Linked DNA regions of Homo sapiens: region 1 is linked to region 2. The links are chromatin loops, found by intact Hi-C in ENCODE. Cell type or tissue: PC-9. All regions are shown on one strand. Each heading gives the region's core, and the rest is flanking DNA. Links, peaks and the distances in the headings are about the cores only. Region 1 holds the start of KCNJ9 (potassium inwardly rectifying channel subfamily J member 9). Region 2 overlaps SLAMF1 (signaling lymphocytic activation molecule family member 1).

What was found. A loop is a pair of places that touch in the nucleus more often than their neighbours do. Peaks named below come from ENCODE experiments on the same cell type or tissue, not always from the same donor. Only the 100,000 strongest peaks of a DNase experiment are listed, where the experiment ranks them.
Region 1: a loop joins it to region 2, with 5 times the contacts of the local background. A loop is called at or near these places in 4 of 110 quality-filtered maps.

What each region holds. Positions count from the first base shown.
Region 1 is chr1:160,078,429-160,090,175 of GRCh38, reverse strand. It overlaps KCNJ9 (potassium inwardly rectifying channel subfamily J member 9), which reads right to left and starts at 8,638. Exons shown (of 3, transcript NM_004983.3): 1 at 8,479-8,638; 2 at 5,296-6,259; 3 at 1-2,690. The coding sequence starts at 6,145. The coding sequence ends at 2,359. RefSeq lists an enhancer at 5,048-5,578. In PC-9, for the core only: CTCF peaks have their summits at 4,382 (motif pointing left), 5,640 and 5,842; no DNase peak of the experiment used is centred there; H3K27me3 peaks cover 1,454 bases.
Region 2 is chr1:160,600,538-160,612,284 of GRCh38, reverse strand. SLAMF1 (signaling lymphocytic activation molecule family member 1) reads left to right here. Exons shown (of 7, transcript NM_003037.5): 7 at 1,487-4,179. The coding sequence ends at 1,537. Among named protein-coding and RNA genes, the nearest start is that of CD84, 27 kb to the right of the region's middle. In PC-9, for the core only: CTCF peaks have their summits at 4,788 and 4,988 (motif pointing right); a DNase peak (open chromatin) is centred at 5,014; H3K27me3 peaks cover 1,409 bases.

The DNA of each region.
Region 1 (11,747 bases), core at 146-8,145, 520 kb after region 2:
TTCTTAGGGGACCAGTCAATGCCAGGCTTCAGGAATCTCATCTTTGATGACAGGGCCCCAGTGGCCCTGTGACCTGAGGCAAAGATATCCGTGTTTTGACTGAAAGGAAGGGACTGGGACTTGGGTCCTCTCTGAGTGAACCCCAGCTGTCTGGGCTGCTTCCATGGCCCCCTTTCTTGCTTCCAGAGGACCCATAGGGCCCTGGCTATGCCCATAGGACCCTGGCTGTGCCCCATAGGACCCTATCTGCCCAGCCTGGAACAGAGAAGACTGGAGTGCTTTCCCCAGGGGGCTTATGAAAGGGCAGGAGTGGGATGTGGCCAGGGCCAAGGGAGGAGGTCCTTGCTGGGCCAGTGCTGCTGTGTGGGAGACAGGCGCTGTCCCAGGGCAGGCTCTCCTGGGCCTATGCTTTTCTCCAGGCCAGCTTCAGGTCCCTTCCACCCCTCTGCCTCTCTCAACTTGCAGTTGTTCTCCCTCACTATCCAGGAAGCTGCCGCTGGTGACTGGGATGTGATCAGGAAGCAGGTGGAGGTGGGGTGAGAATATGCGTCTTTGGGACCCCCTGGCCCAATTGGGCTGACAGCAGGCTGCAGACACATCCAGATGTTCTAACTCCTATCGCTTCTCTCCGATTTTCTCCCACATTCAATCTTGCCTCCAGTCCTACAAGGGGTTCTGTCCTTTGCCCCTAAAACTCTTCCTGCTCCACCTCCCCCCGACCTCCCCAGGAGCCCCCTCAAGTCCTTCTGATGGCTTCATCTCTCTGTCGGGCCTGCTCAGCTTCCAGACACCCCCTCCACTTGTCACTGCCCTGTTTCCATTGATGGTTGAGTTTCTGGGCCCAAAGTTAAACTCTTCAGCCTGGGCTTCGGGTCCCTTTCCCACACATAAAACCCCACCCTTCACATTTCTCTGTCTGCTCCTGTGAGGATCCTCAGCTTCTTCTCAGCTTCTCTTCATCTTCCTCTCAGCTACTCCTCAGTTTCTATGCCCCATGTCCTGAAACGACTTCCAAGTATTCACTTAGAGCACAGGTTCTCAAAGTGTGGTCCTCAGTCCAGCAACAGCAGCATGACCTGGGGACTTCTTAGGAATGCATGGTTTTGGTCCCCACCTCTTGGGTCAGAAACCCTTGGAGTGGAGCCCAAAAATCTGTGTTTTACCAAGCCCTCCAGGTGATTCCAACGCACACTGGAGATTTCTAACTCCTGACTTACATATTCCCTATGCCTTACACTGGCCCCAGCCTTCTGATCACCCACACTCCCCTACCCTCCACGGGACTGCACAGGTTGTCAGTTTGAATTATCCCTCGTTCAGTCACCACAGGTAGATTCCTCTGTTTTCCCAGGTGCCCCTTATTTTGAGGACAGGAACCAGGTTTTTGAATGTCCACTCCACATGGCACCCAATCAGTGATGTGAATGACTGTGCCCCAAGGACACACTGCTTTCCTAGGGGCTCCCTGTTTCCCAGCTCTAGTGAACCCACTTTCTAGATCTCTCTCCTGGCCCTTCCTCCCCAGAACCTCTCTCTCTCTCTTCCTGCCTGTGCCTGATACCTGTAAGATCTCACTCCACTGTAAGAAAATAGCTATCCCTGGTTTTCCTTTCCCAGGCCCCTCTCCAGGCCCCAGCTCAGGCACCTCCCCGCTCTGCCTGCTTCCCTGAACTTGCGGACTAAGGTCATTCACACCTTGCTGAGCCCCTTGCACGCCTTCATCCTGGTGAGGGTGGAGCTAGGAGGGCACCCTCCTCATGTGCCCATCTTGGTCCGGCTCCTTTCTCCTTCACTTCAGCTTGGCCTACCGTGTCATTAGACAGTTGTGCCATATGTGGGGAGGCTGGCAGAAGAGGTGACTGGGGACTGCAATCCATCCTATACTCTGCTCCCCAAGCCATGCACCCTGGTTTGGGGCTGTATCTGTCTGGAGGAAAAGGGTTCCTTTTTAAAATTTGCACAGGGGTGTTCTACAGGTTAGTGGCAGCCCTGAGTGGACCAGTTGTCTACTGGTCCATCTATGTATCTGTCAGCTGTCTTTATCTGCTACCATCTTCCCATCCAACCCCCAAAAGTCCATCATTCTGTCCATCCATCCACTCATGAACAAATGTGAAGGTCAAACACAGACTGGCATTTTCACCCGGCCCCACCCTCCATTTCCCTGAAATCAGGACCCCTCCCTTCCATACTGGTTTCTAGACTTGAGGTTCTGGGGGACGGGGACTTTCCAACTTTAGCACATTTCCAGGGGCTTTGCCTTCCTCCTCCTCCTCCTCCTCCACCACCTCCGATATGCAGTTCCCCATGTATCTGTGTCTGGCCCCCGGTCTGCCACAGGGGTCTGGAGGAAGCTGGTCACACCTTGGACTCACTCTCTGGGGGTGGCAGGCAGCCATTCTGCTCCTTGTCAGCCCCAGCTTCCCCACCCGCCCCCTCCCCCGCCCCCTCCTCCTCCACCTTCTCATCCAGCCGGCTGGGGATGGACCAGTAGAGATGGGCATCAAGGCGGGCGGCAGCCTCTGCCAGCTCTCGAGCACTGCACGAAGGTGTGGGCACCTCAAAAGTCTCGTGAAAGCTGGCATAGTCCACTTCGTAGAAGCCGTCCTCCAGAGTCAGCACTGACGTGAAGCGGTGGCCCCACAGCACCTCGTCTACCAGGTAGGAGCTCCGAGCTTGGCATGTCATTCCTGGGAGGAGGGGCACCGGTCAGGGGGAATCTCAGCTCCAGGCTTCCCTCTCCTCTTCTCATTCCACAACCCTACTCCCAGCACCCTCCCTTCTATTCCTTCCTAAGGGCTCCCACCTCCCTTTGGTCCAGTCCATTTCCCCCCCTCCCTAGCTCCTGTTCTTACCCAGCTCCCTCGTGTCTTCTCCATTTGCCCCAACTCCTCTTAATGTCCAGCTCTTTTTTCCCCTCCTGTCATTTGGTGATGCCAACCAAAAAAAGCTTAACCTTGAAACTAACCTTAGGGATCCTCTAGTCCAACTTCTCACTCCATACAGGGCTCCCCAAAGGAGCATTTCTAACAATGGGCATCTAGCTTATACTTGATTACCTCCCAGGATTGATAGCTCACCACTTCATAAAGGGCCCACTCCTTTGTATGATAGCTCTAATAGTTGGGTTGTTCTTTATACAGAGCTAAAACCTGTACCCTGGGATTTCCAACTCTTGGCTTCATTCCCCTCCCACTTCACAGTCCTCTGAGTATCTGAAAACAGGAGTCTCAGATTCCCTCATGTTTTCTCTCTTGACTTAACATCCCTGGCTTCCTCCACGATTCCTCATTTGACCTGGTTTTCCAGAACTCTACTTTTTTGATTACAAGCCAGAATGGCCAAGGAGGGCCCTTTAAGCATTTTGAGTATAGTAAATTTTCCAACTGTGGCCTGCTCCGTGCATAAGAGAGCGCGCACCATCTCTCTCTTCTGGCCATGATGCTTTCACTAATAGGGCCCAGGATAACATTACATAATCATTTTGGAGGCTGCATCACATTGCTACGACATCAAGACTGTAGCCAACTAAAACTCCCAGTTCTTTTTTCACCAGTGCTCTTCCATGCTGTGCTTACATAAGTGATTTTTTTAAAGCCTAAATGTAGAATTTTATATTTATTCATTTTAAATGTCATCTTGCTGGGTTTTGGCTCATTATTCTTGCTTTTCAAAAGCGTTTTGAATCCTGACTGTCTCACCCAAAATATTACCATCCTTTCCAGCTTTATCTCTCTAGAAAAACAGACAGATTCCTATCCTCATCTCCTCTGTCCTGGTCCTCCCTGCCCGGGGCTTGTGTCCTATCTTCCTGTTGGGCTGGTGCACCCCTCAGGGCAGGTCATTCTCCTTTCTGCCACAGGGTCTTGCCCCCAACCCATATCCATCTCGGAACAAGGGGAAACAGAAGAGTGAACATTAGCTAACCGGAGAGTGGCTGTCAACTCGGAAAGCCTGGCGCTGAGACATTGGTATTCCTCGGTGAAGTTGGAATAGAAAGTATCCAGTGGGAGAGAAGAGAAAGAGGCATAAGGGACACTGGGGAGAGAAGGGCTTCGAGGAGGAGAGGGCAGGGCTGGGGGTACAAAGAGAAAAGAGGGCCGGGCAGCAACTTCCCTGGAGGGTGAGGGGCCTGCCTGAGATACTGGCAGAAAAGGAGTGACAGCTGGAGAGAGAGGAAAGGGAACGGGGTGAGTGGGGGAAGAGGAAAGAGTCGGGGTGAAGCAGGAATGGGAACAGTGATGCGGAGCTGGGGTTGGGGTGTGAAGCGGAGTCTCAGCCTAAAGGGGCCAGGGAAAGGATCTGAAGGCACCAGCTTGTCAGCGAAGCCGGCAGGGAGCATCAGCAGCTCTGGCGTCAGAGGAGGGACTGCGGCGCCCCCTAGTGGGCCTTTGGTCCTCCACCCGCAGTTTCCTCATCCTCATCTATCCTCTAGATCTCAAGTCCTAAGTGACCTCCTTTGCGACTCCTGTAACACTGGTCTTTTTTCACCTGCTCCCAAAGCCTTCACTGTGTAGGTCTGGGTTGGACTTATTGACATCACAGATGAGTTGCCAGTTCCTTTTGGAAAAGAGCTAGAAAAGGTAACATCATCTATATCCCTTGTCAGTGGAAATGGATGAATTGGGAAACCGAGGTACAAGTGAGACTAGGTATTAAACTCCCCTCAAGATCCGGCCTAGAAATAACTCAGGCAATGGAAAACCTTCACCGTCAAATTCCAGGGGCCTGAACCTGACTGCAGTGAGAAAACCCCTGAACCTAACCCCTCCTTCCAACTCGGGACCACTAAACATTGAAGCCACATTGCCTGTGTCCAATCCAGGCATGGCCACTTATTGGCTTAGGAAAGTGGACAACTTCCTTAATTTCTCATTGGAGCAATCTCATCTCTAAAAAGTGAGCACAATAACAAGAAGTTACCTTCAGAGGGTTCTTGTTAGGATTAAATCGACTCAGAGGTAGAAAGTGCTTTGGAACTGCGCATGACACAGGGTGAATACTGGGCGAGCACTAGCTATTATTACTGTCCCTATTCCAAGTGACACATTCCTCTGGGCCCAGGGCCCCACGCCAGTGCCATTTCGGAGAATTCCTCCAAGCTTTCTCTTGGCCTTCTGCGGCGTTGCTCGGTTCCACTCCCGCCTCCGACCCCTGTCTCACCTCACTGTCTCATCCTCCACCAGCCCCTCCATCCATCCTCCCCAGCTCCCCTGGCCCCTAGTCTCGCCCCTGCCTTCCTCGGTCCCGCCCACCCTCTGCCAACCCCGCTCCCCTCCCCAGGCCTGCTCGCACCCGTGGCTTCCACCATGCCCTCGAGGATAACGACGATCTCGAAGTCGTCCCTCTCGAGGGCACGGCGCGACGCCTCCCAGAAGGGGCTGGCGGCGTCGATCTCGTGGCTGATAACCAGCGGCGAGACGAGGAAGAGGCGGTCGTCTCCCGTGTCGAAGCCCACGCTGAGGTCGGTCTGGTGCAGCGGGATGAACTCGCCCTCCAGCGTCTGGCGCGAGCGGATGAGCTTGGCGCGGATGGAGGCCTCCACTATGTGTGAGGAGCGCAAGTCGCCCACGCGGAACATGAGGCAGAGGCGCCCGTCGCGCAGCGACACCACGGCGTGCGAGGAGAAGACGAGCGTGGCTGCGCGCTTGTTGGGCTGCGAGATCTTGACGAACATGCAGCCCACCATGAAGGCGTTCACCATGGAGCCCAGGATGGCCTGCAGCAGCAGCAGCACGATGCCCTCGGGGCACTGGTCGGTGATGACGCGGTGCCCGTAGCCGATGGTGGTCTCGGTCTCGATGGAGAAGAGGAAGGCGGCCACGAAGCCGTTGAGGTTGTTGACGCACGGCGTCCACGCGGTGTCCTCCAGGTGCTCCAGGTCGCCGCGGCCGTAGGCGATCAGCCACCAGATGGCGCCGAAGAAGAGCCAGGTGAGCGCGTAGGCCAGGACGAAGAACAACAGGCTGAGGCGCCACTGCAGGTCCACCAGCGTGGTGAACAGGTCCGTCAGGTAGCGGTATGTCTCGCGCACGTTGCCCTGCTGCACGTTGCACCGGCCATCCTTCTCCACGTAGCGCTGGCGGCCGCGGCGCCGCGGCGGCTCCTCCTGCCCGGGCGAGAAGGCCGCGTTCTCCTGCGCCATGGCGGCCGCGTCAGGGCGAGCGCTGCGGGCGCCTGGAGTGCGGCGGGGGCCCGAGCTGCTGCCACCTGCCGCGCGTCGCTGGGCGCCTAGGCGGCGTCGGGGGTCCTGGAGGGGCTTAATAAAGGTTTGCCGAATGAGTGGCCCCTCGGGAGATGGGGAGGCACGGGGCATCAGGGCCAGCACCGAGCCCTGGGGGGCCCTGGGCGAGTCCCTTCGTGTTGCCTGGCCTCTATTTCTGGGAATAACACATTCAGCCCTAACTGCCCCCCAGGCTCAGAAAGTTGTGAGGGTCAAATGGAATGATGTACCTGAACTGGATAGAACTGTGCAAGTTCCACGATGATTTTCAGGGGAAGGAGGTACCAGATATTTTGGTGCCATCACCTCCAGCTGGGGTGTGCAGCACCTCAGGGGCAGCCCCGGGGCCAAAGACCCAGGCCCAGATCCCCCTAGTGATTTCCTGAAATCAATAGACTGGGGGCTTTTTGGGGAGGGGGGCAGGCGGGTAATGGAGCCCTCCCTGCCCTAAGGACTTCCACCATCCCTTCCCCAGCTGTAGCCAGTGCAGCCACCAATGGCTCTCCTCGCAGGCTGTTTTGAAGTTCACCCCAAGACTGATACACAGTCTTTCTCATTCTTCCCTCCTTGGACCTCACTCACTCCGCTCCATTCCCTCCCCTCAACATGCTTACAAACGAGAAAGAAATGAAAGCTGTGGAAAGTCAGTGGAAACCCTCCAGTGCACAAGGGTGGAACATTAGGAAATTCCCACTAGAAATCCTCCCTGAGACCTACCCACGATCACTGCTGCTCTTGGGCCAGCCTCATTTCCCTTGGGTTTTTTCTCCTAGTGGAGACAGCCTGCAAATGGGGAGGGGAACTGGAAGATCCCAACACAGAAGCCTGGGAAAGGAAGCCCAGAGTTATAAAGAGTTAGGCTCGTATCCCTCTGGGATCCTATTCTTCATGAGAGACATGGAATCAGATCAGGTGAAGCACTAAGCACCCACATTTATTTCCCCACTCCCTCTAGTTATATTTTCCCCCAGCCTCTTACTTCCCATGGACTATCCTAACACCAGCCCCGCCCCCACCTGCCATATGCCCCAAAGCCCACATTCCAAGCGAAGCCCACCTGATTTTTCTTCACATGCTTGCCTCTGAGGAGCTCTCTGAGCTGCAATCTGCTCTGAGAGAGGTCCAGAGCCCTTCCCCAAAGCACCCAGGGTCCTCTAGGAGATATGGACCATACAGGGAAAGGTTTAGAATAGGATTTGGGACTCTTCCACCTTCCCTTCTCTTTCCTGGGAATGATCCTCTCCTCCCACTCCACGGAAACGTGGGCTGGCTAGTGGGTGGGGGATGGAGGAGTGTGCCATAGGAACCACAGATGGCCTGGATGGTTGACCAGGTCCTGGGGAGAAACTGCCTGGGTATGTGACTCTAAACCTAGCACTCCAGCATCTTATGTTCTGGGGTGAGGTCCTCTGCAGTCAGCACTCTGGAGAGGGTGTGTGTGTGTGTGTTTGTGTGTCTTGGGGTAGAGAAGGTAGGAAGAGAAATCAAAATGAAATGGCTTTGAGCTTAGGGGCACCCCCTGCATTTATTGTCCATGGAGTCAGGGGACACAGGGTCCAAGAGCCCCATGGCAATGGAAGATTAGGGTTTCCCCTGCCCCCAACAATGGGCTTCCTTTTCCTTCCCTGAAGCTCAGATGTCCTCAGGAAGAGTAAGCATTGACTGGCTCAGAGACCCCAGGTCATGCAGAAAACGACCCTGCTCCCATTATCCTAGCTTTAGTCCCAGGTGGGCTTCCAGATGTTCTCTCAGGGTCTTAGGTAATCTGACCCCCAGTCGGCTTGCCTAGACAGATCTCTCTGCCCAGGGATGGGGAAGGAACCCCGATGTCGGATCACCCCCAGAACTCTCTCACTCTCCATTGCCCCAGGGATCTAGGTAAACCTTATTTTGAATGTGTCCCACATCCTGTCTTCCTGAGTGGGGGACTGCACTTTTCTCAGGGGAAGGAAAAGTGTGAAATTGTTACCTCTATCTCAAGATCAAGGACTTGATTTCTCCATCTTCCCTCCAAGAATTTCAGTTCCTCCAACCTACTCCTCATTTCTTGTGCATGCTATGACCCCTTTGCAGAAGATTGCAATACCACTTTTCCTGGGCCCCTCTTCCTCCCTCTAGAGAGCTGGGGAGTAAGGGGGCTCATTTTTTGGAAGGAGAGACCTGGTGAAAACTCCCCCAAGAACCAGCTCCTCCCAAACCCCCACTTGCCTTGGAAATAGGGGCCCAAACCCCAAGTCCCCCGCAACTCAACTCACAGCACGTGGAGAGGAGAGTAGCCGGCAGCAGAGACCCCTGGGGGGTGGCGTCCATGCCCCTGACACCGCCCCCCCCACGGGCCCCCCGAAGGGTGGGAGCCGCAGACACCGCTGTTTCTCCTAAATGTAGCGGCAGCTCTGACTAGGACTTGCTATCTGTGTCATCCCTACTTCCCAGGCTCCCCTGCTCCTCTCTTGTTTCCACGGCAACCAGTCTGGCGACAGCTCCAGAGCATCCCCCTCCCCTCCCCAGTCCTGGGTACCACTAGGGGTTGATCCAAACCACACGCCATAGCTATTTTTAGCCAAAGTCCCTCCTCCTGGACAACTCAGAGCTTGGCTCCTCACCCCCTCATAGGAAAAAAAAAAAAAGAAGAAGAAAGAAAAACAAAGCTGGCACGCTGGCTCTTTCCTAAGAAGCTCCTTCCTGGGGGAAAATACAAGCCCTCATGTATTTGAGAATAAGGTGCTAGGTTCCCTGGGGTTTCAGAGGGCCATCTGGTAGCTGGCAGCTCACCACCTTCAACATGGGTCTCTGCGTGCAGGTGCTGCTCTCAGGTCAGGCTGACCATCATGGTCTAGTTTTGGAGAGGCCATGGATCCAGAAGGCGGTAGCTAGAAGGAAAATAGATCTACTAAAGGAAGGGAGGCAGGGTCAGGGGTTCTAATTATTGCCACTGATTTGCACTGTGTCCCATAGGAGTCACTTCACTTCCCTGAGCCACAGTTATTCCATCTGTACCAGGGTGTGGACAAGAGCAAATATCCCCTTTCTGCCTGCTTCACAGAGTCAGCAGATCAAACGAAGAAAAAACAAACAAACAAAAACCAAAAAAACCACAAAGGGCTTTGAAATGTGTTTTATTCATAGCAAAAACCCTAGAAACAACCCAAATGTCCACCAGAGAGAAAAGCCTAGGTTAGGGCTTACTAAGTATTCACTCGGCAAACTTCTGCGGAGCCCAAGTGCCAGGCAGTGTGTTAGATGGGGTGGTTACAGAATGGGTGAGTCCCTGCCCACAAGGAGCTCATTAACCCAGGAGGGATAAAGACACACAAACACACAGTGGCTGCTGCTACTAATTCACTGAGCATGGGATATGAACGAGACACATGCCTCATGTCATCCCCATGGCAACTCTATAAGACAGGTGTTATTTTTCCCAGTTATAGATGAGGAAACTGAAACAGAGACATGTTAAGTAATTTATCGAATGTCACAGAGTTGGGCAGAGACAGGAGCCAAACTCCCACATCTGTATCACCTCATGCTTTGTAAATTGTTTTAAAAGAAGACTTCTTAAAGGGTAGTTTTAGATTCAGAGCAAAACTGAGAGGAAAGTTATAGAGATTTTCCGTATGCCCCCTGTCCCCACACATCCACCAGAATGGCACATTTGTTACAAGTGATGAAGCTACATTGACATCATAATCGCCCAAAGTCCATAGCTGACATTAGGGTTCACTTTTGGTGTTGTACACTCTGTGGGTTTGGACAAATATATAATGATGTGTATCCACCATTATAGTCTCATTGCTGTAAAAGTCCTCTATGCTCTGCCTAGTCAATCCCCCTTCCCTAACCCCTGGCAACAACTGCTCTTTTTCCTGTTTCCATAATTTTCCTTTTCCAGAATGTCATGTCGTTGGAATTGTACAATATGTAGCCATTTCAAATTGGCTTCTTTCACTTAGTAATGTAAATTTAAGGTTCCTCCATGTCTTTTCATGGCTTTGTAGTTCATTTCTTTTTGGCACTGAATAATATTCCATTTCAGGATGGCCATGGTTTATTTATCTATTTACCTACTGAAGGACATCTCGGTTGCTTTCAAGATTTGGCCATGATGAATACAGCTGCTATAAACATCCATCGGCAGATTTTCATGTGGACGTAAGTTTTCATCTCCTTTGGGTAGATACCAAGGAGCATGATTCCTGGATCGTATGGTAAGAGTATGTTTAGTTTTTTAGGAAACTGCCACACTTTCTTCCAAAGTAGCTGTACCATTTTGCATTCCCATCAGCCACGAATTCCTGTTCCTGTTGCTCCACATTCCTGCCAGCATTTGGTGTTGTCAGCCTTAGCCTAGTGTGCCTCAGTAATGTAATATCTGTGGAATATTAATATCATGGGTTACTGTAAAGCCATAATAATTGCTGTGTTTAAATATGTGAATGTGTATATAACACACTGTTACATAAAAAAGCAGAACCTAAAAATATTCTTAGAAATTGATCATGACTATATTGAAATAGCTTCAGGAACACTGATAAAAATCAGAACAAAATTTGGAGAAACAGAAATATCTTATTGTTTATTTTTCCCCAGGGAAATAATGAAGAGAAGAAAGTGGTTTACAAACGCAAAGTGTTGTTGCTGTTGTTATCAGTATTATTATATCCCAGATATGGATCTATTCTTATCCAGATCCTTTAAATTTGGATCAAGAAAATATGAGCTAGAGGAGCAGGAAGACATAGAGATGGACACGGAGGGCTAGAAGCTCCTGGAATGACCTGGCAAGGTGGGAAATTCGGTACTGGATAATATAAGCTCAGGAGGCAATGACTTGGGTTCAAATCCCACCTCTGTCCACTACTAGCTGGGTGAACCTGAGCAATTATTTAACCCGTTAAACCTCAGATTCTTCATCTAAAAAAAAGAAAACCATATTATTCATCTCTTAGAGGGTTGTCATGAAGACTACATAAGGCAATGCCTGACACATTGTTAGTACTCAGTAAATGCTAGCTACTGTCTTCCTCTTCCTCCTCCTCATTGTCTTCTTCATGGTCATCATCATTGTCACTGTCATCACCATCATCTCAGGGATGTCCTGAAAGCCCCACCCTGCCTGTGCCACCTTCCTCTGTTCTGGCACCACCCTGTGAGGCCTGCAGGGGGCGCCCCCGGTATACTGCCCTCTCCTCAGCTCTCTTGCTGGTGATTCTTGTTGTTCCAAGTGGAAATATCGAGTTTTCAGCCCGAGATTGGCATCAAGAGTGCTGTTAAAGCCCCAGTCAACATCCCCGTCTCCTGGGCCTGGTCCTGTCACCCGAGCTTTGGGACTGCTAGCCTGCCCTTCTCTGTCCTGCCAAGCAGCTGCTCACATTGGTTCCACTGTGCCAGGAGCTCAGAGAGAAGAAACCAAACTCCTGGGCAAGAACACATTTGCATAGAGCTGGCCCTATTTGCTGGAGGGGGCATCACTGGCAGGGCCCTCCACAAGGCAATTTCAGCCAGCCCCTCGCCTCAGTCCAGGTGC
Region 2 (11,747 bases), core at 1,969-9,968:
TGTACGCCTGAACTTAAAATAAAAGTAAAAAAAAAAAAATTAAAACAAAAACAAATTAAATGAAACAGATTGATGAGTCCTGGACTGGGGAAGGGAGGCCACAGCATGCAGGCAAAAAGGAGTCTCTGTGGCTTTGGTTTTCCAGTTTCCATGAAGCCCCCAATACCTGCTCACACGGGGCCACTGCTAACCCCCTGCTGGCCAGTGTTTCCCTGAGAGTTGTCCAAGGACCACATCAGAATCAGCCAGCGTACTTGTTAAAAATAAAGATTCCTAGGGACTTCCACCTAGGATTCTGTTAAATGAAAATGTCTATGGAGAGTAGCCATAGACCTACGTATTTAAAAAACCCACACCCCAGGTAATTCTGATACACACTCAAGTTTAAGAACAGCAGCTGGAGTCCAGGAGTTCTCAACTCCAGCTACAAAACAGAATCACCAGGGAAGCATTGTAAAAATGCTCATGCCTAGACTCTGTGCAGCCCCATTTAATCAGAATATTTAGGGGTGGAGATCTGCATAGGTGTTAAGCCTAGAAGAGAATATGGGGTGCAGCTCAAAATGATACTTGCATATTCTACCCTATTGCAAGATCAGCAGGGACTAAGTTTACTTCGGACAGGAATCTTTCCTTTACTGAATGAATAGAAATAAATTCTGGGCTGAAATCTTTGCTCCATTTGGGCTCTTTCAGAAGAGAGCCCAGGATGATAGAGGCACAAAGGTCACACAAATGCCTGCATCCACCTTATTTTTCAAAGCTCCTACCGCACACACACTCATCCAGAAATGCCTGGGCAGGTGCCCTATATTTCAAGATGAAACCAATCTTCAACTTGAGGTCCATTCTCACTTCACTGTCATATCTAAGAAGGAAGTAAAAATATAAACCTGACTTCAAAGCTTCAAAAAAATACATAGATTTTTAATGAAGTTTACTTAAGGACAAAAACAGTATGCTATAGTTAACATTTTATGGCAAAACCCTTAAATTCTATTTTCTTTGTTTCTTTGACATGAGAGATCTTTGCGCATAACCCTCTTCTCCCCTTCCTCTCTCCTGCCAATACCACTTTTCTCTTCTCCCTTTGAGTCCCACTAGACTTTTTAAAAACTCAATAATTTACAACTCTCTTGGCTTCCCAGATTGTGACCCATATGTAACAGCAAAACAAATGGTTTTCCTTACAAGGGGATGGAAGGGGAGAGGGCAAAGAGGGAGACAGGGCACTGAGTGCTGGTCCTCAGATCATGCTCCCCATAATAGCATGCTTATGCTTGGAAGGGAGCTGTGGCCCTTGTTGCAGGTGGAGAAGCAGTGTGGGAACCCAAGTGCTGTCCCAGCAAGGCCCTGTCTGTGACAGACCCTGCACAAGCCATGATCTCTAAGACCCTTTCCTTTTCCTCAGCAGTGCTGTTTTCATTTGCATTCTGTGAAGTGAGTATCCAGTCCCTCTACTCACAGACTTCTGCTTTGTCCCCAGGAAACAAATTCCATCACAGTCTATGCTAGTGTGACACTTCCAGAGAGCTGACACCAGAGACCAACAAAGGGACTTTCTGAAGGAAAATGGAAAAACCAAAATGAACACTGAACTTGGCCACAGGCCCCAAGTTTCCTCTGGCAGACATGCTGCACGTCTGTACCCTTCTCAGATCAACTCCCTGGTGATGTTTCTTCCACATACATCTGTGAAATGAACAAGGAAGTGAGGCTTCCCAAGAATTTAGCTTGCTGTGCAGTGGCTGCAGGCGCAGAACAGAGCGTTACTTGATAACAGCGTTCCATCTTTGTGTTGTAGCAGATGAAATGGACAGTAATGTGAGTTCAGACTTTGGGCATCTTGCTCTTGGCTGGAACTGGATAATAAAAATCAGACTGAAAGCCAGGACATCTGAGTACCTATCTCACACACTGGACCACCAGTCACAAAGTCTGGAAAAGTTTACATTTTGGCTATCTTTACTTTGTTCTGGGAGCTGATCATGATAACCTGCAGACCTGATCAAGCCTCTGTGCCTCAGTTTCTCTCTCAGGATAAAGAGTGAATAGAGGCTGAAGGGTGAATTTCTTATTATACATAAAACACTCTGATATTATTGTATAAAGGAAGCTAAGAATATTATTTTATTTGCAAAACCCAGAAGCTAAAAAGTCAATAAACAGAAAGAATGATTTTGAGATCTCTGAGTTTTGAACAGTGGACTGGAAACCATGTAAGAGCCTTAAAAGTACAGTTCTGTGCAAATGGCATTCAGTTTTAAAGAAAAACGTAGCAAATGTTTGATGGTGCTGTTACAAAGGAGCTTGGAATACTCAGAGGAACTTGTCCCATGGTGATTTTTCACTTCTCAAAATGATGTTTAAATCCCAGTTCTCTGTTGATTCCCTTGAACAACAAACCTGGAACCTCAGCTAAGACTCTCTGTGACCAGATTCTGAACCTCTTATATCCAGGGCTTCAAGGGGTATTGCAGGTCAAGGTCTTTCCTAGGCACTTTCTACTCCCTGCATACCTCTCCTCACACTAAATTTATCCTCTAGTAGAAAATTAAGTTATTTTGGTCTAACAGCTTCAAATCTTTGAATGCTCAATAACTTATTTTGCAAGCTGCAGGCAGAAAGAGACTTTTTAAGTAAAGTCCTTTGTTTTTTCCTATTCTCTGCTTTTAGACAGGCTGTCCTCAATTTAAGCCCTGCTTTTTCTTATTGTTTCTTATATAAACTTGGTAAGTACTGTAAGAAACAGCCACTATCATACCATTGCATAATAAGGAGCACCAACTTCCCAGCTCAAAACTCAGGTCCTTATTGCCTTGTATCTTACCTCCTCTATGAGGTCAATTCACATTGTAAGCCTGTTGCTTAGTGCATCTCGTTTCCTGGTACCAGCTTCTTTAATAGAGTTCTTAGTTGCAATCAACAGAAGCTGGCTTTGGCTTTTTTATGTAGAAAAGGAACCTATTGAAAAGATACTGATTGGTTCCAATAACTGCTAGAAGTTTCTGCAAAACCATGCTTTGAAAGTGAGCAGGAAAAGAAGAGACTAGGCTGTGGCTGGGAGCACAGCCAAAATTACAAAACCAGCCCAGGGATGATGATCCTGTTCATGCACAGCCACTGTCCCCAGCACTAGGCACAGACTCTACCACTGCCTCACTGTCTCTGCTGGACTTGGAAACTTGATATTACTGTTACTGCTGCACTGTCTGCCATGAAAATGAATTCTCCAGGGTCCCTTCTTCATCCTTTCATCTCTAGCTTATAATTCAAAGTCTGGGATTGAGTGGCCAATCCTAGGTCACATGTCCATGTCCTATCTCCAAGGGGGGCTGGGAATTGAATATCTGGCATTTTCCACTTTCACTTCTTATGAATTAAGGAATTCTACAAATAATAGAAGTGGGATTCAGGTGGTAGGCAGACAAAAAAGCCTCACAATTATCCACTACGCCACCCTTGTATAACCTTACCCTCATTCACTGTCTACTCTCAAAACTGTGGAGCTACTAATGAAGATTTGTAAACCCGGGCTTATGAGCACCCATTCCTTTACTACAACTCAGATTGCTCTAGAAGCTCAGTTCCCAGCACTTGGATTTTTCCAGTAGCTGAATTCTACCTGAAGGAAGGGCAGAAACAAAGGGTGAAGAAGAGGCTATCACTTCCAAGTATCCTGCACCCCTGGGCTCAAGACCTCACTGGGGAGGGAGTCTTTTGGGCCACCCACCAAACAGCACTGGCATTATGCCTCTCACCCTAGACCATGGTTACACGTGGTAAAACAACCCCTTCTGGTGATACATTCACAACTCTCTAGTTTCCCCCAAATGGCACTATGGGGAGCGGGAGCTTGCCTTTTCCTCAGACTTAAAACAATAAGTTTTCCCCGTGTTTCCCCTCTAATGCTGTTTTCTTTTGACCAAGCATGTCTGAATTCTAGAGAAGTCAGGAGGAACACACCCATTCTCGGTTTGAAGGGACTGATGTTCTGAAGTACAACTGGGCACAGTCCCAGGCTCTTCAGGACGCTTCCTCCATTCACACAGCGGGGATGTGATTGTTACAGCGGGTGGTGTGTGCTGGCTGAGAAGCCACTGTGAATTGATTCTTCTTCTGAAGTTTATGTTTCTACTTTTTGGAAATGAATAAATTACAGCCAGTCCATCAAGGAAATTGCAATTTTGTCTTGTGTTTCCTAAAGGATTTATAACACAGTAATATGGCATGATGTGTTTCCTGGCCTTATGTCTCCATGCCATAGTTATGAAATGCTGAAGGAGGCAGATTTGATCAGATAGGATGTGAGGTTGTCCCTTTCCTGGAGGTGGACAAGGGTTAGCTTGGCATCCCCTTCACCAAAGGTCAGGAACCACCCTCCACATGGAGAACTGTGTTGAAAGGATTGTTTAATTTTTGTCACTGCCAGAGTAATTCCCTTCCCTGAACTCTGCCAAATTCCCCTTGTGGACAAAATCTAGAGCAGGGTTTCTCAACTGCCACACTATTGACATTTGGGGCTGGATAATTTTTTTGTCATGGGGCTGTCCTGTGCACTGTAGGGTGTTTAACAGCATCCCTGGCCTCGGCCCACTGGGTGTATGGCACATGCCCTGTCCTTGATTGTGACAATCAAGTGTCTCCAAACACTACCAAATGTCCCCTGCTTGGCAAAATCTCCCCCAGTTGAGAACCACTGATCTAGAGATATGCTGGCCCCCTGGTGAGCTCTGAGAAAACTAAATACGCTTCTATATACCAAGAAGTAGATCTGTCAAAGGTGGCCACCTGGTCACTTAAGCATGGCCCAAACCTGCCAGTGACACCCAAGTTTACCTAAATATTAGAATTACCCGGGAAACTTTTTAAAAAATAATGATGACCAAATCTAACCTGAAACCAAAATGAGATCTGGGTTGAGATTTATAGAACTACTTATACCACAGAAAGGATTTCGTGATGAGTTTCACACACCAGCCACAAGAGGGTGATATAGCAACACAATCCACCCAACCTTAGCATCCCCACCACTTCCTTGTATCTAAAGGATGTGGACTTAGTCACAGACTGGATGAAACTGTGTCTGGTTTCTCAGCTCTTACAGGCTGAAAGGAGATAAGGAGGCTAATGTGGATTGATGAAAGGCTCTAAAAGGTTAAGTGTACTAAGTTTATTTCACAGAAGACTTCTAGTTCTACTCAATGCTTCACTCATTCAACAAAGTTATTAAGTTCCTACTAAGTGTTTGGCTTGTCATCCAGCAGGAGATACAAAGAACACAGGCAATTGAAGTATTATAACAGGTAGATCACTATGTGATCTACTGAGAACCATTGGAAAATAAAAGAAGATGCTATTAATAATTACCCTGGGGCAGGGGATGGCAGCTAGGAGGCAGGACTAACTTGCAACTCTCACTCAGATGTGTGGAGACTCACATCATGAACTTTTGTTCCAAGAACCGCTGCAGGAACATACCAGGAAAACTGAAAGAATTCACCAGCCCTTTGAAAGAAGTGGCTTGCCACTGCAAACTCTGTGAAATAGCTGAAAAACTGTGAGTGCCTAAAGTGTGAGAGGGGGAAAGTCTACCTCTGAACACACATCTTCACTGGGGAAACCTGAAAATCCAAATAACAGGAGAAGAATTTAACTTTACCTAGAGCTGAAATGAATTTAGAGAGCCAAGCAAAATACAAAAGTAGAAGAAGCAGTGGGAAGAGCCCTACAGGCACTCCTGGTCCCCCAGGAAGTCCAGGGAAGTCATTTCTGACTTTATCTCACAGGGTTCCTTGGGGAGGGCTGCCAGTGGGATTGGGGAAGGGCCACAGGGAGAAGGAAACTTCCAGCTGAACTTTGTAATAATTTTGACTGAGTACGAATTGTCCTGGTCAGGATCTGTGGAGATGAATAGAAAGTGCAGATATGAGCACAGAAGCCACAGCAGGCAGGGAGGGGTGAGGCCTGAAAGCCCTGCTTGCCTTCTCAGCAGAGAGGCTAGTATCCCAGGGCAACATCCCAGCCCTGCATACCAGAGGCTTGGATATAAATTTGGCTCTTTGGGGAGCATGGCAGGAGTGAGACTGGCCTTGCTGGCTGTGTGGGAGTGGGGAGAGGCCTGTCACCACTGGCTTTCCCCCACTTCCCTGGCTACCTGTACAAAGCAGCAGAGGCAGCCATAATCCCCCTGGGAACATAACTCCATTGGCCTGAGAACCACACCCCCATACCGCACAGTTGCCACAGCAAGCCCTGTCCAAGGATAGTCTGAGCTCAGACATGCTCAACTCTGCCCCCACCTGATGGTCTTTTTCTGCCAGCCCTGGTAGCTGAAGACAAAAGACATAATCTTGTGGGAGCCCTATGGCCCTCCCATCACCTGAGAAACCCAAATACTTATCCAGGTGACCTTAGGGCAAGCTTGTATTCCCCCGTACTGCTGCAGCTGATGCTCTCTTGAAATCGCCACCTTCTGGCTGGAGGCCAATCAAGTCAAGCCATTATAGCAACTCATAACAAAATAGCCCTGCTCCAAGGAAGGAGAAAACAACAGCTAATTCCACCACTTGTAACGTCCTGGCTAACCAGAGGTCCTGAGTCTGTCCATGTGACAACTTCACTGTTAGCATAACCAGCATTTGAGAAAACCTGTGCACTAAACAAAACTACAACCAAGGACTCTCACAGAATCCACTTCACTGCCCTGCTACCTTCACTGGAGTAGGTGCTCGTATCCGTGGTTGAGAGACCTGAAAATAGATCACAACACAGGACTCTTTGCAGACACTCCCCAGTACCAGCCTGGAGCCTGGTAGGTCCACTAGGTGGCTAGACCCAGAAAAGCAATAACAATCACTGCAGTTCAGCTCTTGGGAAGCCCCATCTGTAGGGGAAAGGGGAGAGCACCACATCAAAGGATCACCCTGTGGGACAAAAGAATCTGAACAGCAGCCCTTGAGTCCTAGACCTTTCCTCTGACATAATTGACCCAAATGAGAAAGAACCAGAAAAACAATTCTGGCAATATAATTAAACAAAGTTCTATCACACCACCAAAAGATCACACTAGCTCACCAGTAATGGATTCAAACCAAGAAGAAATCTCTGAATTGCCAGAAAAAGAATTCAGAAGGTTGATTATTAAGCTACTCAAGTAGGCACCAGAGAAAGGTGAAAACCAACTTAAAGAAATTTTTAAAATAATACAAGATATGGACAAAAACACTGTAAAGAAATAGATATTATAAATAAAAAACAATAAGAACTTCTGGAAATAAAAGACATGCTTAGAGAAATGCAAAATACACTGAAAAGTTTTAACAATAGAATGGAACAAGTAGAAGAAAGAACCTCAGAGCTCAAAGACAATGCTATTGAATTAATCCAATCTAACACAGACAAAGAAAAAAGTTTTTTTTAATGAACAAAGCCTCCAGCCAATTTGGGATTATGTTAAATGACCAAACCTAAGAATAATTTGTGTTCCTGAGGAACTCAAAGAACACCCAGGAAATTCATTGCAAAAAGATAATTACCTAAACACACAGGTTTAGGTAATCTAAACCATCAGGTTATCTAAAGTCAAGATGAAGGAATGAATCTTAAGAGCTGTGAGGCAAAAGCATCAGGTATCCTATAAAGGAAAACCTATAAGATTAACAGCAGATTCCTCAGCAGAAATCCTACAAGCTAGAAGGGATTGGGGTCCTATCTTTCATATCCTTAAACTAAGTAATTATCCTTACTTTAGCCTCCTTAAAAGAATAATTATCAGCCAAGAATTTTGTATCTGGCAAAACTAAGCTTCATATATGAAGGGAAGATAAAGTCTTTTTCAGACAAGCAAATGCTGAATGTATCACTACCAAGAGAATTTGCCACTACAAAGTCAGCACTATAAGAACTGCTAAAAGGAATTCTAAATCTTGAAACAAAACCTCAAAATACACCAAAATAGAACCTTCTTAAAACATAAATCTCACAGGACCTATGAAACAATAACACAATGAAAAAAAAAACCAAGCAATTCAGGCAACAACTAGCACAATGAATAGAATAGTACCTCATATCTCAATACTGACATTAAAAGTAAATGGCCTAAATGCTCCACTTACAAGATCCAGAGTGTCAGAATGAATAAGAATTCACCAACCAAGTATCTGCTGTCTTTAAGAGACTTGCCTAACACATAAGGACTAACATAAACTTAAGGTAAAGGGGTGGAAAAATATATTGCATTCAAATGGACACAAAACTGAGCAGGAGTAACTATTCTTATATCAGACCAAACAGACTTTAAAGCAAGAATAGTTTTAAAAGACAAAGAGGGACAATCCATAACAATAAAAGGACTAGTCCAGCAGGAAAATATTACAATCCTAAATATATATGCATCTAACACTGGAGTTCCCAAATTTATAAGACAATCACTGCTAGATGTAAGAAATGAAATAGGAACACAATAATAGTGGGGGGCTTCAATACTGCACTGACAGAACTAGAAAGCATCAAGACAGAAAATAAAGAAACTATACCCTAGAATAAATGGACTTAACAAATACTTACAGCACATTCTACTCAACAACAACAAATATTTACAGCACATTCTACTCAACAGCTGTGAAATATATATTCTACTCATCAGAACATGGAACACAGGCCAAAAATCAAGTCTCGATAAATTTAAGAAAATCAAAGTTATATCAAGTACTCTGTCAGACCACAGTGGAATAAAATTGGAAATCAACTCCAAAAGGAACCCTCAAAACTATGCAAATATATGGAAATTAAATAATCTGCTCCTGAATGATCTTTACATCAGCAATGGAATCAAGATAGAAATTTAAAAGTTCTTTGAAATGAACGATAATAGTGACACAACCTATCAAAACTTCTGGGATACAGCAAAAGCAGTGCAAAGAGAAAAGTTCATAGGATTAAATGCCTACATCAAAAAATCTGAAGGAGTACAAATAGACAATCTAAGGTCACATCTCAAGGAACTAGAGAAGCCTGAACAAACCAAACCCAAACCCAGCAAAAGAAAAGAAACAACCAAGATGAGAGCAGAACTAAATGACATTCAAACAAACAAAAAACAATACCAAAGATAAATGAAACGAAAACCTGGTCCATTGACAAGAGAAAGAAAATGGATAGACCATTAGTGAGATTAACCATGAAAAGAAGAGAGAAGATCCAAATAAGCTCAGTTAGAAACAAAATGGGAGATATTACAACCAATACGACAGAAACACAAAAGACCATTCAAGGCCATTATGAACACCTTTATGTGCACAAACTAGAAAACTGAGAGGAGATAGATAAATTGCTGAAAACATACAGCCCTCCTAGATTAAACCAGGAAGAAATAGAAACTTTGGGCTGGGCGCAGTGGCTCACGTCTGTAATCCCAGGACTTTGGGAGGCCGAGGTGGGCAGATCACGAGGTCAGGAGATCGAAACCATCCTGGCTAACATGGTAAAACCCCATCTCTACTAAAAATACAAAAAATTAGCCAGGAACAGTGGCAGGTGCCTGTAGTCCCAGCTACTCGGAAGGCTGAGGCAGGAGAATGGCGTGAACCAGGGAGGCAGAGCTTGCAGTGAGCCGAGATAGTGACACTGCACTCTGGCCTGGGCGAAAGAGTGAGACTCCTCCTCAAAAAAAAAAAAGAAATAGAAACTTTGAACAGACCAATAACAAGCAGCAAGATAAAAATAATGATAATATAAAAATTGCCAGCAACAAGAAAGTTCAGGACCAGATGGATTCACAGCTGAATTCTATCAGGAATTCAAAGAATTGGTAACAATCTTATTGAAACTATTCCAAAAGACAGAGAAAGAAGGAATCCTTCCTAAATCATTCTATGAAGCCAGTATCACCCTAATACCAAAACCAGGAAAGGACATAACAAAAAAAGAAAACTACAGACTAATATCCCTGATGAACATAGTTGCAAAAATCCTCAACAAAATACTGGCTAACTGAATCCAACAGCATATCAGAAAGATAATCCACCATGATCAAGTGGGTTTCATATCAGGGATGCAGGGATGATTTAATATACGCAAGTCAATAAATGTGACACACCACATAAACAGAGTTAAAAACAAAAATCATATGCTCATCTCATTAGACACAGAGAAAGCATTTGACAAAATTCAGCATCCATTCATGATTAAAACTCTCAGCAAAATTGGCATAGATGGGACATAAGGTAATAAAAGGCATCTATGACAAACCCACAGCCAACATTATACTGAACAGGGAAAAGTTGAAAGCATTCCCCCACCCTGAAAACTGGAAGAAGGCAAGGATGCCCACTTTCACCACTTTTATTCAACATAGTACTAGAAGTCCTAGCCAAAGCAATCAGACAGGAGAAAGGAATAAAGGGCATCAAAATTGGTAAAAAGGAAGTCAAACTGTTGCTGTTCACCAGTGGTATAATTGTAGAAGGTATCAAACCCTACTCATCCAAAAAACTCCTAGATGTGATAAATGAATTCAGTAAAGTTTCAGGACACAAAATCAATATACACAAGTGAATAACACTGCTATACACCAATGGTGACCAAACTGAGAATCAAATCAAGAATTCTCCCCTTTTTACAATAGCTGCAAAAAAATTAAAATGCTTAGAAATTCACCTAACTAAGGAGGTGAAAGACCTCTATAAGGAAAACTACAAAACACTGCTGAAAGAAATCATAGATGACACAAACAAACGGAAATATATCCCATGCTTATGGATGGGTAGACTCAATATTGTGAAAATGACCATACTGCCAAAAGCAGTCTGCAAATTCAATGCAATTCCCATGAAAATACCATCATCATTCTTCATGGAACTAGAGAAAACAATCCTAAAATTAATATGGAACCCAAAAAGAGCCTACATAGCCAAAGCAAGACTAAGCAAAAAGAACAAACCTGGAGGCATCACATTACCTGACTTTAAACTATACTACAAGGCTATAGTAATCAAAACAGCATGGTACTGGTATAAAAATGGGCACATAGACCAATGAAGTAGAATAGAGAACCCAGAAAGAAAGAGAGAAAGAGACAGAGAGAGGGAGGGAGGGAGGGAAGGAAGAAAGGGAAAAATATAGGCCCATACACTTAAATAAATGGAATCAGAATTTTTGATAATCTAACCCCTACCTCAATGTAGACATCCTTTTCAAGTGGAAGCACTTTAGCTTGAGTGACATTCCACGCCTGGCCTCTCCCCTACTCATTTACTCCACTCTCAGGGAAATTCACCCCTGATATTTCACGTAGGTTCTTTTCTATTTTCCTTAAGTGCTGGCTGGTCCGAGAAATAAAGGGAAAGAGTACAAAAGAGAGAAATTTTAAAGCTGGGTGTCCGGGGGAGACATCACATGTCAGCAGGTTCCATGATGCCCCCAAACCACAAAACTAGCAAGTTTTTATTAGTGATTTTCAAAAGGGGAGGGAGTGTACTAATAGGATGTGGGTGACAGAGATCACACGCTTCACAAGGTAATAAAATATCACAAGGCAAATGGAGGCAGGACAAGATCACAGGACCAGGGTGAAATTAAAATTGCCAATGAAGTTTCAGGCACACATTGTCATTGATAACATCTTATCAGGAGGCAGGGTTTGAGAGCAGACAACCAGTCTGACCAAAATGTATTAGGTGGGAATTTCCTCATCCTAATAAGTCTGGGAGTGCTACAGGAGACTGGGGCTTATTTCATCCCTTATC